Regions from separate parts of the Homo sapiens genome. Here region 2 is linked to region 1. Evidence: chromatin loops called from intact Hi-C (ENCODE). Cell type or tissue: OCI-LY7. All regions are shown on one strand. Each heading gives the region's core, and the rest is flanking DNA. Links, peaks and the distances in the headings are about the cores only. Region 1 overlaps CELF4 (CUGBP Elav-like family member 4). Region 2 overlaps CELF4 (CUGBP Elav-like family member 4).

What was found. A loop is a pair of places that touch in the nucleus more often than their neighbours do. Peaks named below come from ENCODE experiments on the same cell type or tissue, not always from the same donor. Only the 100,000 strongest peaks of a DNase experiment are listed, where the experiment ranks them.
Region 2: a loop joins it to region 1, with 2.8 times the contacts of the local background. A loop is called at or near these places in 6 of 110 quality-filtered maps.

What each region holds. Positions count from the first base shown.
Region 1 is chr18:37,534,420-37,542,748 of GRCh38, reverse strand. The region is part of intron 1 of CELF4 (CUGBP Elav-like family member 4); the gene reads left to right. Among named protein-coding and RNA genes, the nearest start is that of CELF4, 27 kb to the left of the region's middle. RefSeq lists an enhancer at 1,949-2,243. In OCI-LY7, for the core only: CTCF peaks have their summits at 4,484 and 4,689 (motif pointing right); DNase peaks (open chromatin) are centred at 4,708, 6,238 and 7,908; H3K4me3 peaks cover 1,252 bases; H3K27ac peaks cover 2,884 bases.
Region 2 is chr18:37,472,809-37,481,137 of GRCh38, reverse strand. The region is part of intron 2 of CELF4 (CUGBP Elav-like family member 4); the gene reads left to right. Among named protein-coding and RNA genes, the nearest start is that of SNORA111, 10 kb to the right of the region's middle. In OCI-LY7, for the core only: CTCF peaks have their summits at 4,540 and 4,739 (motif pointing right); a DNase peak (open chromatin) is centred at 4,747.

The sequences.
Region 1 (8,329 bases), core at 145-8,144:
AGTCTCATATAATGATAATAATCATAATCATAATAATAAGAGAGGAATTGTTAACATGTATTTATCATTTACCGTATCCCCAGCATGATGCCAAGTGCTCTAATGTGCTATCTCATTTAATGTTCCCAGTTTTCCTAGGAGAACATTTCAATTTCTGTTTTACAGACAAAGAAACAGAGGCACAGAGTTTAACTGCCCTAACTTCCCAGGGCACGGAGCAAGTAAGTGGCACAGCCAAGATGCCCAGCCATGCTCCCATGAGTCGTACGCTTGGGGAAGAGCGCCTGTGCCTATTGTGGTTAAGTACCCACATCCAGGGAGTAGAGGTCTTCATGACTGGGCTTCAGCCTTCCTAAGTGTAGATGCCACCATGGAAGATCAGAGCAGCCAGCTCGTGAAGTTCAGTGGGTGCACAGCGAGCACTCAATAACGAGTGTTTATTTATTGCTTCTGTTTACAGCTCTATTCCCAAAGTGAATTGTTTGTTTAAGTAAGGAGCATTTACCTTTATTACAGTCATTGGTAAATAAAATTATATTTGCATTTCCACAAATATGTATGAGTTTAATTAGTCTTGCAATTCGTACACAAGAGCCAGTCCAGGAAACACATTTATGAGCTCCCACTTCTACCCTAGGCAGAAGGCCTTCTCCCACAAACACCATCAGGATTGAATAATTCACTCATTCACAAACAGTTACTGATCACCCACTCTGTGCCACTGCTGGAGTCACAACGATGACCATGGCACAGAAACCTCTGGATCTCCTGGAGCTCACATTTTCATGAGGAAGTCAGATGATACATTAAAAATTAAAATTAAAAACCTGATCATAAGTGTTGTGCTGAGAATTAAAACATATGGATGAGGCATGACTGGGGCCGCTGTATACGTGTCAGTGGGGAGGGCTCCTCTGAGGAACTGACAGTGAAGCCAAGATCCAAACAACAAGCAGACATGGCGGGAGAAAGCACTTCCAGCAGAGAGAACAGCAGGTGCAAAGGCCCGGAGGCAGGAATGGGCTTTGTGTGTTCAAGAGACAGGAGGAAGAGCAGTGTGACAGGCGTGTCCTGGGGTAATGGGGAGAATTAGGTGGGAGGGGCTGGTGGGGGCAGGTTGTATCAGGCCTGGCAGGGGTGTCTGAATTGTTTTCTAAGGTTAGCAAGAAGTGTTGGAAGAGCCATGTTCCGATGTATGTTTCACAGAGATCTTTCGGCTGCTGTGTGGAGCCAGCTGCTATAGGAGAGCAGACACGGAGGGGGGCAGCCAGAGGAGCAATGGTGGGGCATGGATTAAGAAGGGCAGTGAAGGTGCGAGAAACAGACGGGGTCAGGATGTGTTTGGGAGATAGGGGTCCCAGGACTTGTTGGTGGATTGGGTGTGATGTGGGGAGAAAGAGAGGCGCCCAGGACGAATAGAGGCACTCAGTGCTGAGTGGGGCCGTTTACTGGGAAGGAACATGTTTTAGGGATGGATGATCAAAATTCTGATTTGGCCTTGCTGAGAGCGGGAGGCCTGTTAGATGTCCAAGGAGAGGCATTAGGAAGGCAGGTGGAATATGATCCTGGAGCTCAGAGTGGTGATCTGGGCTGGAGGTATAAATTTGAGAGGCATCAATATGTCATGGTATTTAAAGTCATTTATAATAGAACAAATTAAACAAGACTTCCTAGATGTGATTATTGTTCCTCCTCAGTGTGGACTGAGCATCAATTAGGTCACAGACTGTGTGATGCACACTATGAGGTCATGCATGCGTGAAGCCTAGAACAGAGGATGCTGGGAGTCCTCCTTCCCCATGCCCCCACTCCACCTCCAGGCAGGTGCTCACCCACACTGACACTGCCAGCCCTCACTTTGTCATTAATGAATGAGATAAAGGAAACTGTTCCTCCTGCCTCAAATTGTCCTGCACCATCTCACAGAACTTAGCCCAGCTCTGTCCCTCCCATGCTCCCACCTAAATCCCTCATGCTGTAGCTTCATTCCCTCCAGCCCTTGCCAGGGCCACTGCTGCTGCCCTTTCTTGGAGCATCTTTCCCAGGATGCCAAGGTTGCATTCCACGCAGCAGGGAGAGCGGGAACTGCTGTCCAGGGGTGAGTCAGCCAGATTCACAGTGGTGATGTAGGTCGCAGAGCTCCCTCCTCCCTGCCCCACTGCTGCGTCTGGAGCCTTCCCACCCAGCTTGCCCCACGATCTGTGTCCTTGTGGCCCACATATCCCGACCCAGCCACCCCCACCAGCCTGACCGTGCTGGCTCGTTTCTCTGAACCCCTAGAAGGGAAGAGCTCCTTGGGAACTTCTCTTTGGCCCCCAGAGCCATGACCAAATGCCTGAGGCAGACCGCTGGCCCGTTTTCCCTGTTTTAAAGTAAAAAAACAATAAAAGCAACACACAAAGAGAGACGCTGCTGTTTTACTTACAAATGAGAGATGTAATCATTCACCCAGGTACCTGGGAGGCTCTGGGCTGGGGCCAGGGAGCCAGTGGACGGGAGGACCCTAGGGCCACAGGCAACCTCTCCACATCCTCCTGGGTACCAGCAAGTGAGACAGGCACTTGGGTCCCCACCCCAAACTTCTCTCACAGGCACTCCAGAGCCAAGCCCTCCTTCCTTGTCACCTTGAGAGATACTCTGGGGTCTGAGCCCACAGTCAGGAGGGTGGTATTCAACTGCCCTGGTAAAGAATAATGGGGTGTCTGGCTGCAAGGCTAGGTGGAGACAGGGAGAGCTACGCACACATCAATGCATATGCACTGTTATAATTGGGTAGTTATTAATAAAGCTATGTCTATTGTCCAGCTCTCTAATGTGCCAGGCCTGCGCTGCACATGAGACCTGATCATCACCTCTCTCCATCCTCACAGCAAGCCCATGACAGCATGACCAATTTGGTAGCTAACAGCGGTGTGTGGCTATTTACATTTACATTTAAATTAACTTTATTCCAATGTAATTTAAAAATCCGTTTTTCAGTTTTACTAGCCACATGCCCAGGGTTCAACAGCCACAAGTAAAGAGGGGCTACAGTGGTAGGCAGTCTGTGCTGTCTACATAGCACATTTTCTGCATGCCAGAAAGTTCTATCAAACAGTGCGGAGAGCATTGCGTGTGCACTGACTAACAAGAGTGCATGAGTGAAGACACACACATGGGCATGTGTGACTGTCACTGGAATGTTCACACACGCACAGCACAAGGGACACAGCTGTGCATGTGTTTAGGCTGTGTGTCTGTGTGTGCACGTGCACGCGTGTGTGTGTGTGTGTGTGTTTGTGTGTGTGTGTGTGTGTGTGTCTTAGAGGTGCCCAGCCCTTGTCCACCACCCCAGGCATCCTGTTGCCTGAAGGAATGTCAGGAACAAGAGCTCTGGAATCAAACTGTCTGGCTTGGAATGTGGGCTCTCCCACTCTCTAACTGGGTGACCTTAGGCAAGTGGCTTAACTTCTCTGTGCTTCAGCTTTCTCTTTATAAAATAAAGATAATAACAGAGCCATTGTTGAGGGTTATTAGAAGCATTACATGAGATAATATGTGCAAAGCTCTCGGAGAGGCTCCCAGCACACTGTGAGCTATTAATAAACATTAGCTGTTACTGTCGTTTCCAAGAGGCAGTGTGTTTGCTGCGCAGGAGCAGCCTTGGAGAAGAGTCTGTCATGTCGGGGAGGGCGTTGAGAACCCTGATGAGACCGAGGATTGCTTCATTCTCAAGCCTGCCACTGCTTCCTGAGAGCAGCAGGGTGGGGCAGGGAGGGAGCTGCTGGGAGCAGCAGGGGTCCCCACCGGCCAGGGAAGGAGACTCCGCAGAGAGGGGTGCTGGGGTGAGGAGGTGCCAGGAGGGGAGGCACACGGGAGGTGACGGGAGGAACGGAGCAGGAGTCCCGCCTTAGCATGTTGTTTACAGCCTGGATCTTCCAGTCGGGCTCTGGGAAATGTGCTGCTGAGTGAGGGAGAGAGAACCCCGTAAGTAACTGCTCCACAATGTCAGAATTGCTTTCTATATTCGCTAAAGCACCAGGCCAGCTATTCCCTCACACTGCCCTCTAGGATCTAAAGTCTCACCTGGGAATGAGACCAACCCACAAGCGACAATTGGAATGAAAAAGAATCAGAGCAGAGGAGGCACCTGAGGGAATCACTAGTCCCAGGCAGCCATTTTAACACAAATCAATTCAACAGGTATTTGCTGAGTGAGTGCCTGCTCTGGGTAAAGACAGCGTTGTGGGTGCTTGGGGGATTCAGAAAAGCAAAAAGGGAGGAAGGAGCCTCTGCCCTGAAGGAGTCGAGAGCCAGAGAGAGAGGCTCCAGGCCTCAGCAGCCAAAGGTAAGACGGCTCGGGAGAGGATTACACACAGGAACTGGCATTTGTAATGGACTTTGAAGATGGGTGATACCTTTCAGAGAGCAAAACAAGGTCCAGAGAGGTTGGACAGCTTGCCCAGGGCTACACAGCCAGTGAAGAATCGAGCCAGGTGTGAGGTCTTTCTTCCATGGAGAGACAAGGAAAAAGGAATGCATCCCTAGGCACACAGTACAGAGAGCAGGGCCTCAGAGGTGCACACAGGAGAGACCAGGGCCATCCCCTGGGATGAGGAGGCCGCCCTCCCACCCCGCCATCCCTCTGGCCTCCCGGAAGGTCCGCCCGATGCGGCGAGAGGCCGCCTGTGTTTTCAGACGTGGCCAGCAGAGGGCACCAGGACTACTGCACAACCCGGACCAAGGAGCCGGCCGCCTCCAGAGCTGGATTCAGCGCCTGGGACTCTCCGGGGCACAGGGCACAAATGTCTGTGCCCCAATCACACAGCCCCGTGGGGTGAGCCCATGATGGGACACCAGGTCGGGGAGTCACGTCCGCGGCTTCCATGTGGAGGGTAGGGCTCCAAGGAGGCAGGCCTGGTTGGACGAGAGAAATCCCAAGACCCTCCCAGATCAGGTGGGCACCTCAGGTTGAATAAAAAAGTTTTCTCCCAGGAGGAGCTTGTGTCTGGCGGACATAAAATGAGTGTATTTTCTTTAGTTTACTTTCAGAGAAAGCAAAGGGAGGGGTGTCTCCATCTGTCACCACCTCCGGGGCTCATCCCTGAACCCCTACAGCGAAGCAAGGAAATAAAATAAACAGCCCCTGTCAGGCTCACATGTGGAGTTGGGGTGGAGACAGCAGCCTGAAATGGTCCCCGAAGACCTGTAATTTTCATGTCCTTTTGCAGAGGCATGACAGAGGAACCATGTCCTTTTACAGAGACCCGACCGGGAACTGGCCTCCCTGCCTTAATCATAAAGGCCATTTGAAGTTAGCACTCAGGTTGCCCTTTTGCAGAAAGACACCCCCAAGGACTTGCTGGGAACTCTTTCTCTTGGATAGAGAGCACCATTCTCCTCCGAGAATGCCAGGCTCTCAGCGTGTACACAGGGCCCCTTCAGTCCAGCCTGGGTGCGATTTCCCAAACTCCAAAGGAATTGGGTCCAAATTCGATTTTTCTTCTTCCTGCTCTGAGAACCAGCCTATGTTTGGTTTGGGCAGTGACAGTTTGGAGATTCAAATGAAAGTCATGATCAAGGTGGTGATAACTGAGTGCACAGCAGAAAATGTAAGGGGAGAAGACAAATACAAGAGGAGGAGGCAAATGCCAGGGACAAAGAGGCGAGGGCACAGAAGAAAGCCCAGGTAAGGGCTGAGTGGCCAGAAGGGTCGGGAAAGCCAGGCTGAGGATGGGTGACCTATGACACCCGCCAGTCGTGCTGTGGGACAGTCCCAGGGAATGTGCTACATCAGATCACATCTGTCCTTGGCTTTATGTGTAGGAATCTTGTGAAGTGAGTCAGCCAGCACCCCCTGGCAAGGTGGGGCATCTCCTCTCTCCCTTCGCAGAGCACAGCTCACATCACTGGGAGGTGTCCTCCAAGCCTCCCTCCAGGCCTGGGAGCTTTATGTGAGCGTGTGAAAGCCTGGGCCGCCTGCACACGAGCCTGTGGCTTTGGGAGATGGGGGTGATGGTGATGGCGGAGTGTGGGAGGGAGCAAGTGCAAGATGTGCGGGGACTTGCTGCCTGGGGACTGGGGCCAGGGCTCCTCCTGTCTCACAGTGCCATCTCAGGTGGGCCACCACCTCCCCCACTCCCTATCTGCATCTGTAAAATGCAAATAGCAATCTCTGCCTCACCCATCCCACACAGATGTTGTGATGCTCAGATTAGGCAAAAACGTGGAGAAAAGGCGCTAGCGAGCAGCACACAGGTGCCCTGCATAGACCTGTAGCTGGGGACCCCTTGCCGAGGGCTGAGAAGATGGCTGTTGCTCAGGAAGTTCCCTTTTAGGAGGGAGTGGGGGAGACAGGAAAGTACAAAGAAGAGAGTCAGACTCTAGAGAAGAAAGAGTTTCCAGTCCTTCAGGTTCCAATGCACCATTCGCCCTAACACCTGTCCCTTGGGACTCTGAAGACCACAAGCCTTACCCCACAACCATTCTGGCCTGTGCAGTTCTCAGCTTTCCCTGGAAAAGCCTGTTTGCCACCCCACCCCTCCCATCACCCCTCCAGGGAGTATCCTCCCACCTCCCCTCATTGCTCCAAACAGCTGTGATTCAGAGAGCGTCATTTCCAGGGAAACCAACAACAACAAAAAAATGTCCAGGCGTCAGGGGAAATTTCAACCACAATGCAAGTGGTTCCAGAGGAGCATTGATGACACCCAGGATGCAACTTGGGCTCCCAGCACTGTCAGCACCATCCTCAGAGGAAGAGACATAAACAGGACATATGTGCAGGGGCGTGGGGAGGGAGATGGATGTTCCCCAAAAACAGGAATTAAAGTTTTCAATAACATTTGTTGTTCAGCCACAAGGCCCTCGAGACTAGAGGAACCCAAAAAGAGACCAGGAAAGGTTAGCAAGGTCCTTTTTACCAGGAAGTGAATCGTGTTCTCTCTCGCTGCGTGGCCAGTGTGGATCCAAGTAGGGATCTCCACACTGTGATGGCAGGGCTCACCTGAGCATGCTCCTCTGTGGCCTGGCCTCCTGGTGGCCGCCCCTTTCCCCAGGGGTGCTCAGGGCTGGCTTGAATCCCGTGTTCAGAACGTGGCTGCTTACTATCCCTTCGGAGCTCACAGTACATATAAACGCTCTTAAGTAATACACGTGTATTACCTAACGGCCCACATGTGCACACAGGGGAGCGTGTACCATGTCAAGTGATGGGTTACGTGAACTCTTCCTGCTACTCTCATGATCACTGTAGACTAATATGATAAAGGTGGCTCCTGAATTTTGCCATATAGATCTCAGAGTTGTGTGGGGACTGGGAGCTGCTCGGAAAGTCTGCAACTTCGGATCCCTGGGCCACTGCTCTTTGAAACAGGAGCAATTGTCTTCAGAATTTGTTCCGTACAATGAATTCAGTCTTATTTTAACATTTTGAAAAGACTGACTAGGAAAAACAACAAAAAGACAATAAATAACGCCAATAAGGTATGTACTGTCATGTAGATTTTAATCTAAAGAGTCAGATTCCACCTGGTCCAAATCATACAGAGGCATTATTTTTAATTCCAGAATCACCAATTAGCTAATCCTCCATAGTCAGGGAGGATTTCCAGCATGGTGTTCTATTGTTGGAGAAGACCTGGGTGCAGGGAGGCCCACCTCCCATCCGAGGCCACACGGCAGCCAGGTGCCTAGGACTAGCCATGCCTTCAGACAGCTTCAAGGGTGAGGAAATGAGTACAGAGGACAGCTTTCCGTCAGCCTGCCATGTAGACATCGCAAGCCTTTGGGACATGGCACCTCAGTTTCTCTTGCTTCTACTGGCAGCATCAGGGTTCCACGACCTGGAACAGTGCTGTGCAGCCCCAGCCCCTGCTCGCTTTCAGAAGGGGTTCTGTAAACACCCGGCTCTGTGAGGCATGTCACCTCTTCTCTAAGGCTGAAACCGACCAGACAATAGGCCAGAGCAGGAAGTGTCTGCATTCATACCCAGTCCTCTGCCTTCCCTCCCTTCTCTTCCCCTCCCTCTCTTCCCCTCTGGCCCTGGGGATGTATTTTGCATCCTTTAAATGATCTTGTTTATTCTATGTGTCGGAATATAGTTATCTGAATATTAATTATGGCTTTAGTGAAGTTCGTCGGTTGAATGCAGGAATTGAGAATTCCTCCTTCACTTTTAGCCACCTGCTTTGATTTCTCTGTTTATCTGCTTGACTGAGCTGAAATCAGTTTCTGTAAGTGAAAGTCGGCTGCTTGGAGCAGATGTTAATGCTCAGAAATAGTGTACGGTCTGCTATTAGCATAAGTAGCATGATGCTAATAAATAGAGGTGTGCAGGGCTAGTGCAGTG
Region 2 (8,329 bases), core at 216-8,215, 62 kb after region 1:
CCCCCTTCCCCTCCCCTCGCGTCAGCCTGGCAGACATGCAGAGTCCCGCCATCACGCCTCCTGACTCAGGTCACCGCGACTCAGGATGGGTCACTTCCATGGAAATTCAATGTGACCTTCTTTGAGTTTACCAGGAAAGATGTTAAAGTGGGAAAATTCTTTTCAGAGAGCTCAAATGGATTTCTAGCACCGCTATCTCAGACTGTCTCTCCTTTCTATCCCTTCTTCTCACTTTTCTCTTTCTTAATCCCATTTCCTCCTCCTTTCTTTCTTTTTCTTTTTCTTTCTTCTCTTTGTGCCCCCATTTTCTCCTCTCTTCTCTCCCTCTGCCCATTTTCCTCTATCTCTCTCACCAACACTTTCTTCTTTTATCCTTCAGACTTGTCTCTCCTTTCCCTCTCCTCCCTCCCTCTTTCAACTTTGGCCCACCCCACCTCAACCCTGACATCCACAGGAGGCTCTGGTGGGGCCCCCATCACCATACGGGGGCTTCCCTGGCAAGGCCCATCTCCCTCCCTGACAGTCCTGCCATTGAGGGATCCATCTAATTTTATGTACAACTGTAAAGATGAATGATAAGTAGAAAGGATGAAGGCAAGAACAAGATGAATAAATTATAAAGGGCAAATGATGACAAGACAGGGGTCCCCAGAGACAGTGATATGATAACAGAAACTAAAGACGAATTTATGATGGATGTAGTTAGCATGTATGGAGGCTGTTAATTCTTCGGGGTAGTTTTACAATTTCTAGTGATCGGTGCAATCAAAGCTTTTCATTTTAGAAATGGGATGTATTTCCACTTGTTTGTCCTGTAGGCACAGTGTTGGTTTTTGTCTCTGAACAGTGAGTCTGGGTCCCATCAGCACCTGCATCTTCCCTCCCAGCCCCTGCCACCTTCTGTTTCTCTGCAGAGATCATCTCAGCCAGATCCACACACTCTTCCAGTTCCCCGGTCCTGTTCTTCCTCTTGCTGAGTGTATTAGCATGGGACTGCTGCAACAAAGCACCACAAATTGGGTGGCTTAAACAACGGAAATGTATTGTCTCGCAGTTCTGGAGGCTGGCAGTCCCAAATCAAGGTGTTGGCAGAGTTGGTTCTTTCTGAGGGCTGTGAGGGAGAATCAGTTCCAGGCCTCTCTCCTCGCTTCTGGGAGCCTCAGACATTCCTCAGTTGTAGATGGCGTTCCCTCTGTGTCTTTGCATCATCTTTCCAATGTACATTGTCTGTGTCCAGACTTCTCCTTTTTATGAAGACAGCAGTCATATCGCGTTAGGGCCTGCCCTAATGACCTCGTCTTAACTTGATCATCTGCAAAGACCCTATTTCAAAGAAGGTCACTTTCATGGGTCCTGGGGTTAGGACTTCAGCATCTTGTGAGGGGAACACAATTCAACTCATAACACTGAGAAAGGGGCTGCCCTGTGGCTCTTCCACAGTAGGGAGGATAAAGGCCTACAATAGTGTCTGAGTCATGGGGGTCGCCCAGCCTTTCCTCTGTATCTCACCTGGATTCATGCTTTTTTCTTTCTCTTTGGGAGAATGGATGATATATCTTTCTTCTTTCTCATATTCCCTGAAAAGAAGTACTCATCTGTCCTTTTAGGGCAGTGGCTCTCAATTTTGCCCTGCGGGGGACATTTGACATTGGAGATGCTACTGGCATCTAATGGGTAGAGGCCAGGGCTGCCGCTAAATATCCTACAATGTACAGGACAGTCCCACAGCAAAACATCATCTGGCCCCAAGTGTCAACAATGCCAAGGTAGAGAAACCCCATCCCGGGCCTAGGGTGGGTAGAAGGTGGGACAGTGAGGCCCTGGGGCAGAGCGTTCCTCCCTTACTTGCTGGTTCTCATTCATTCAGGGAACAAGCCCAAAGGTCCTTAGAGTGTTACAAGAGGGATGACTTGTGAAGAGGCAAAAGCTCCAATGGTGTGAGCACCGGGTAGGTGGGGAGTACGGGCAGGAGCAGAGGGCAGAGTCCACCTCCGGGCATTAAGGATCATTTGTCGCCTGCCGTTCACATGCACCCACGTCTGCAGGGCAGACTTGACCCAAGGGCTTAGCAGTTTCAGCACCGACTCCAGCTCAACTCTCTCCTGGGTTAGGTGAATGGAGACTTTGCTATAACAGAGCTGGGACCAGAACCCAGGCCTTGAGACCCACTCATGTGGGGCATTTCTCCAGCCCATACCTTCAGAAGAGCCCCCATCCCAACAGCAAACCTGCTTGGCAGGCATGTGCCCTAGCCAGGCTTTCCAGCCAAACAGGACCTTCACCACAGAACACCAGCCTGGGCTCATTATACAGAAGGGAACACCAAGGTTCCAAGAGAGAAGCCCAAAGCACTTTAAATCCAGGTACTGAGGGACAGATGGGTATAGGGGCTACATCTGTGATGCCTTCGAAACTTGCCTCTGCTCTTCCACGTTATCCCTTAGCCCAGCCCCCTGTCCCACTGTGTTCATGCAAAATCTTTTCAATCTCCTCCCCACAGAGACATCTCAAAGTCCTCCTTCTCCCTGGGGCTGTGCCCACAGTCTTCCCTCCTAGACGGCCCACTTTCTCCTTCCCTGCCCCAACCACTGTCCTGAGGGTTCCACATTTTTCAAGCAAGTGACTCTTGACTCTCATAGGGGCCTCATCTTCTCAGTGGCCCCCACGACATAGTCCAGGCCTGCCATGGGCTGTGCCCAGAAAGGCTCCCTAACAAGTTGATCTGAAAGAACCAGAGAACCTCTGTGCCTGCAGTCATCATACATGACTTGAAGGAAATAAACAAACAAGAGGGCACATGAGATAATAAGCAGAGGGAACCTGGGCCAGGTCCAGCCTGCCACCAACAAGCCACGTGGTCTGGGCAGAGCAATGAGCCCGGACCCTCCCTGGACACACCATCTAGACTGTGAAGGAGGCGGTGGGCCAGATCGCCTCTCAAGACCCTTCCAGCTTTCTTTATATTTCTAAGAATAATGAGCTCAGCATTACTCACATTACTTAAGACAACAGGGAGAGGAGAGGAGAGGGGGAGAGCAAGGACGACAGTGTCTCCTGCTCTCCACTACCCGACGCCATTGGTGACAAGTATAATAAAGCGTGGGTCAGATATGTCTCTCCCTGACGCAGAGCAGCCAGACTGCCTGCTCCCCAGGGCTGGGGCTGGATTCCTGATGGTACCCCCACCCCTGCCCTCTGCTCAGGTCTCATTCTAAGGACACCAGACAGGCATTTTGCAATTTTCACACTGCCCCAATGTGGCTTGGATCACGGCTGCCATCACCCAAGTCAGCGGCAGCAGCGTTTACAGATAGCCTGCCCCCTGCGAAGTTTGGTTGTGGGAGGGAGGGTGTCTGGCATCGGACAAAAATAAGTAAGACACGGCCTGTTGCAGAAGGAGTTTATAATCTGGTTTGGGAGGCAAGTGTGAAGACAGCTCATGATCCAGAAAATATCTTTAGGGGCCCCAAAAATGGTAGTGAAGGGAAGTGCCCAGGAGTTCAGATGAGAGAGATGGCAGGATAAGCCAACATGCCCTGCAGGAGCCCACACCACCACAGTGGCCTTCTGCTTCCAGGCCCTCACCCCTCTGATGCATTCTTCAGAGGCTGGCCAAGGGTGTCATTGTAAAATAAAGGTCCCACCACCTGCAAACCACCCAGGCTTCTGTCACCCACAAGATTCAGCCAGGGCAGACACCATCCTGGCCACAAACCCTCCAGATGCACGTAGCCTTCCTGCAAGCTCCTCTTTTTCCATGTCATTCCCTCTGCCTGGAGAGTTTCCATTCATCCTTGGAGGCCCAAAGTCAACATCACTTCCTCTGAACAAATTCTCTGCCCCGCTCGGGGAGCTTTCCAATCCGTCCCCATCCAAGCACCCAGCACTGCCCTTGGGGCCCAGGCTGCTCCATTAACTCCAGAGTTCCCATCTTGGATTCCCAGCCTGTACCTGCTTTCCTCTTTCTGCGCCTGTGCCTGGAACTGACCCAGAGCAAGGATGGGCGGGAGGGAGGCAGCTCCCCATCTGCTGAGCGACCTTGCTGGCCTTGGCATTTCCAGAGGCACCAACAGATCATTCTGGCATCTCCTATTCCAGCCATATCACCTCTATGCCCCTCCAGAAAGTCTTCAGCCTAGCTCACCCTGCGGGGGTGCATTTGGAAAGAGGAGAAAGCTTCGCTCTCTGGTCATGGATGTAGAAAGGAAGTGCTGTGTGGAAGGTGCTTTGGCCCAGGCATTCGCCGCCGGTGCAGGTGTGAATGTGGGCATGTGTGGAGCGAGGTGTGTGTCCACCGGAGCGAGAATGTGAGGCTGCCACAAGGGCTGTGCCTGCATGAATCCGTGTGAGGCTGCAAAGGGTTTGTTGACCTTTCGCCAGAAAACGAGGCTGAGAAACAGAATGTCTGTGTGAGCTCCTGCTCCGGGATGGATGTGTTTTAGGATTGGAGGGTTTCTGCTGGGCGCATGTGTGTGGGCGAGCAGAAGGACACGTCTTTGTTGTTGACCTGCAGGGATCCGGAACTGTGGGCTGCCACATGCCATCAAAAATGGGCAAGCCTGGGTGATAATAGAAAAAAATGGCATTGTTCTTTATTCTTTAATTCCTCATGAAAACGGCTGTTGTAAAGAGGAAAGGGCTGGAGTGCAGGGGAGATAAGGTCTCTCTAGGGCGCCGTAGTTTACTGTGGTTCAAGCACCCTTTTTTTTAATCAAAGGCATTTGTGGTATGTTCCCATGAGCCCACCAGGGGGCGCCATGTGGGTGGCATCCCCTTCTGGTGGCTGAAGGAGCACAGTGTGTTTAATGGTGAGCCTGGTGTGCCCAACCCTGTGCCCAGCACAGAAGAGGCAAAATGATGCCGAACACTCGGCTCCACCCTTCAGAACACTGTCAGCCTGTGCAGAGGACACCAACCAACTTGGGGCATCCACCCAACCTTTCCAGGTCTGAGTTCCCTAATTTCTATCATGAAAATCACATGTGTGCGCCCTTTATATGCTGTGGATTGCTAGAAATCATCCAAGTTGTATTATTAATGACAAAACAATGATGCGAGTGGGGATGACCTTCGGAGTCCTTTGCCACAATAAAGTCCTGTGACTCCTAATTCACAGATGAAATAATTAAGAGGATAATAAAAATATAGAATGGCTCAAGTATGCAGTTTGGACCATATGTCCCATTATATTTCAGAAGAGAGCTGGGATGCCCCGAAAGGACTCCATGGAGTGGGGAGGACAGAAGTTGGTTGTGTATGTAAAGGGAGAGGAACTCGAGAAATGAGTAAGAGGAGGAAGGCTTGGGGAGCCAGGTCAGTGTGAATTTTCCTCCTGGAATTGGGAGTGAGAACAGGGAAAATGTGTCTGGAGATGGAGGAGGCTTTTCTCACACTGCTGTGCTTCAGAGCCTCTAGCCCCTTACAGCCTGTAGGCTCCAATCAACTCCATGCAGATCAGTTGCTCTGAAATCCTGCAGGTGCTGGGCATGGCTTCAGGCCCCAGCAAGTCTCCAGCTTCCCCGCTCCCTAGAAAGGACCTGCCTCCTCCCAGCCTACCCACCAGAATCCTCCCAGGGCATCAGGACCTAGCCCCAAGCTCCCTTCCTCTGTGATGCTCCTCTAGGTTGCTCTAACCAACACTGATCTCGCCCTTGCCTGAGCCTCTGCAGGTCAACAGCACCGGAAGTCTAAGCCCTGGCTAAAATGTGGACATCAGATCAGCATCACTGGGGTCTGTTAGAAATGCAGAGTCTTGAGCTTACTCTAGATCATCTGAGCCATGTCACTCAAACAGCAGCCACCACCCTTTAACAAGATCCCTAGGAGATTCGTGGGCACAAGAAGTTCAACCACCACTGGCCTAATGTTAGGCTTTAAAGGATATTGTCTTAGTTGGAGCGCCCCCAGAAGCAGACTGTAGACAAGCATTTGAGTGCAAATAGCTTCTTTGTGGGGTTGACCCCAGGAACTTGGGTCAATAGTGGAGACAAGGAAGAGAGGAAATCAATAAGGGGTGTCTTATCAGGCAGACCAGCTTCCACTGCGGGTGTTGCTGAACCCCACTGGGACTCTAGAGCCAATGTCAATCATACTCCTTGGAGTCATCCCACCCAAGGGGCCAGAGAACTGGGGTATTCATGCACCAATTTCCACCAGGCTGTGGCCGAGGTTGTGCCCAGGGGTCTTCCGCTTTCTAGCTTTTCTGGCTTGCTGCATGCGTGGGCAAAGTGGGCTCCACAGTCAAAGGAAGCCCTCGAGCTGGAAGTGCTGGTGCTGGCAGTTGGAAGTCAACCCACTGTCACTGAGGTGGGGAAGAGAAGGGGTCATGGGCAGGACACCACCTACATCTACTGCAGATTGAGCCTTGTGGCATCATCCCAAATAAGAGAGCAGATCAAAGAATCTTGTCTCTCTAACTCCGATGACAGCTACCAATCACTGTGTACTCGCTACAGCCAGACACTTCACAAATATTATCTCATTTATTTAAGACAGCATCACCCAGGTCTTAACCAGGCCTTATTAGTGCTATTGTATGGAAGAGGAAACTGAGGCAAAGGGGCTTGCTCAGACCAGAAAACCATGGAGAGATCTGGCGCCAGAGCCCATGCTCCTTCCTCCTCATCCTAGGGCACTAACCCTGTGGAAAGCCAGAGCTGCATGAGGGCAGGAACCGTCCCCGTCACCCCAAGGCCACACACCAGGTTCTTCTGGCAGGAGACTCTGGCATGATTGCTAGACACCCAGGGGGCCCTGTGGGGCAGGGCAGTGGCCCTCGAGGTGTCACCACACACCTGGCCTACCTCTGCATTGGAGAAGTCCTGTTCTGAATGGAAGGCAGAGTCTGATTCCATCCCCAGCTCTGCCTGGAGCCTTACTGTGTGCCCTTGGGAAGCCATTTAACCTCTCTGAATTGTAATTTCTAAGTGGCCACCCTTCCACTTAGAAATTCATTTGGCTGCAGTGGCCTCAACAAATAACACTTTGGGTTTTTTGCACATCACAGAGTCTGGGGCCTCGTGTTGCTTCAGCAACATAACCATGCAACAGCAACAACGTAACAGAGTCCTTCTCACTGCTGTCGGAGGGCATTGCATCTGTCATCAAGCAGAGCAGGTCCAGCTGCCTCTGTCCCTTCTATCGGGAATGCAAAAGGTTTCCAAGAGGTCCCCTCTCCAGGAGACATCTAAGTATGTCTCATTGGCCAGAGCTATGTCACAGGGCCACCCTAGCTGCAAGGAAGTCTGGGAAAGAGGATATCTTGCCAAAGACTATGCACATGTCTTCCATGAACAAATCTGTGCTTCTTCAGTGAAGGAGAAGGGCCGGATAATATTGGTGGGACCTGGAAGAGTCTACCCTCACACAGCCTGGTGGAGATGGTCAGGGGTTACAGAAGAGCAAGCTGGCTGGAGCAGCAGCCACCCCCCACACACGTGCCGCATTTGCCTTCAGCTTAGATCACACCCTGATGCTTCCATGAGGATGCTGAGTCAAGAAAGCAGTCTTAGGGTGTGGACAAGAGGAGCTTCTTCATGCAGCACTGCTAACTCTGCATGTTTATTCCAGCTACTGACATGGTTTCCAATTCTGTGAGATTCATAAGGGGGAAGGGAATAAAATTTCAGCTACCCTTAGGTAGCATATTTGCGTCCTCTGTGTCTTTCTCGAGTTTGTGCCCTTCTGTGCCTTTGTGTGTGGCTTAAATATTGAAGAATCAAAGGCTGCCACGCCAGCAGACAGCTGTGCCACATCACAGGCATTCCACAGGCAATTCCTCACTCCCACTTTTTTGACAGTTGCACCAGTGGTCTCACACCCTCTGAAAGTGGGTCGGCCGGCTTTCAGGGCCAGCAGCAATGGCACCAACTTTATTTTCAGAGACTGAAGCAGGACCTCTTTTGTAAAGGGGTGTGGGGTGAGGTAGGGGTGCTCTGTGCAAAGCCTGCTCGGATTGACCTTCCTGGTAAACTTCAGCATGGCTGAGAGCCAGGAAGGAGGGGACCAGGGATAGCACGGGCTGGCCTGTGCTGCCCTCTACTCCTGAGGCCCTCCCTCATAGCCTCTGCCAGTGGCCTGGGCTGTCCCACAAGGTAGTGAGCCTCTGGTCACAGACATGTTCAAGCAGGCTGAGTCGCAGGGTTCGGGGGTTGATGCAGGTAATTCCAACATTGGACCAAATCAGTTCTGGGGGGCGAGTTAAGATCCCATGATTTTATCTTAAGTTTTACTAGCTTAACCATCATAAATGCCCGCATAGAACCAGTCCCAGTCCTCAGCCCCAGCCAGTTTGGCTAGGTCCCAAATTCCCTAGCCTCTAGCCTGGAGT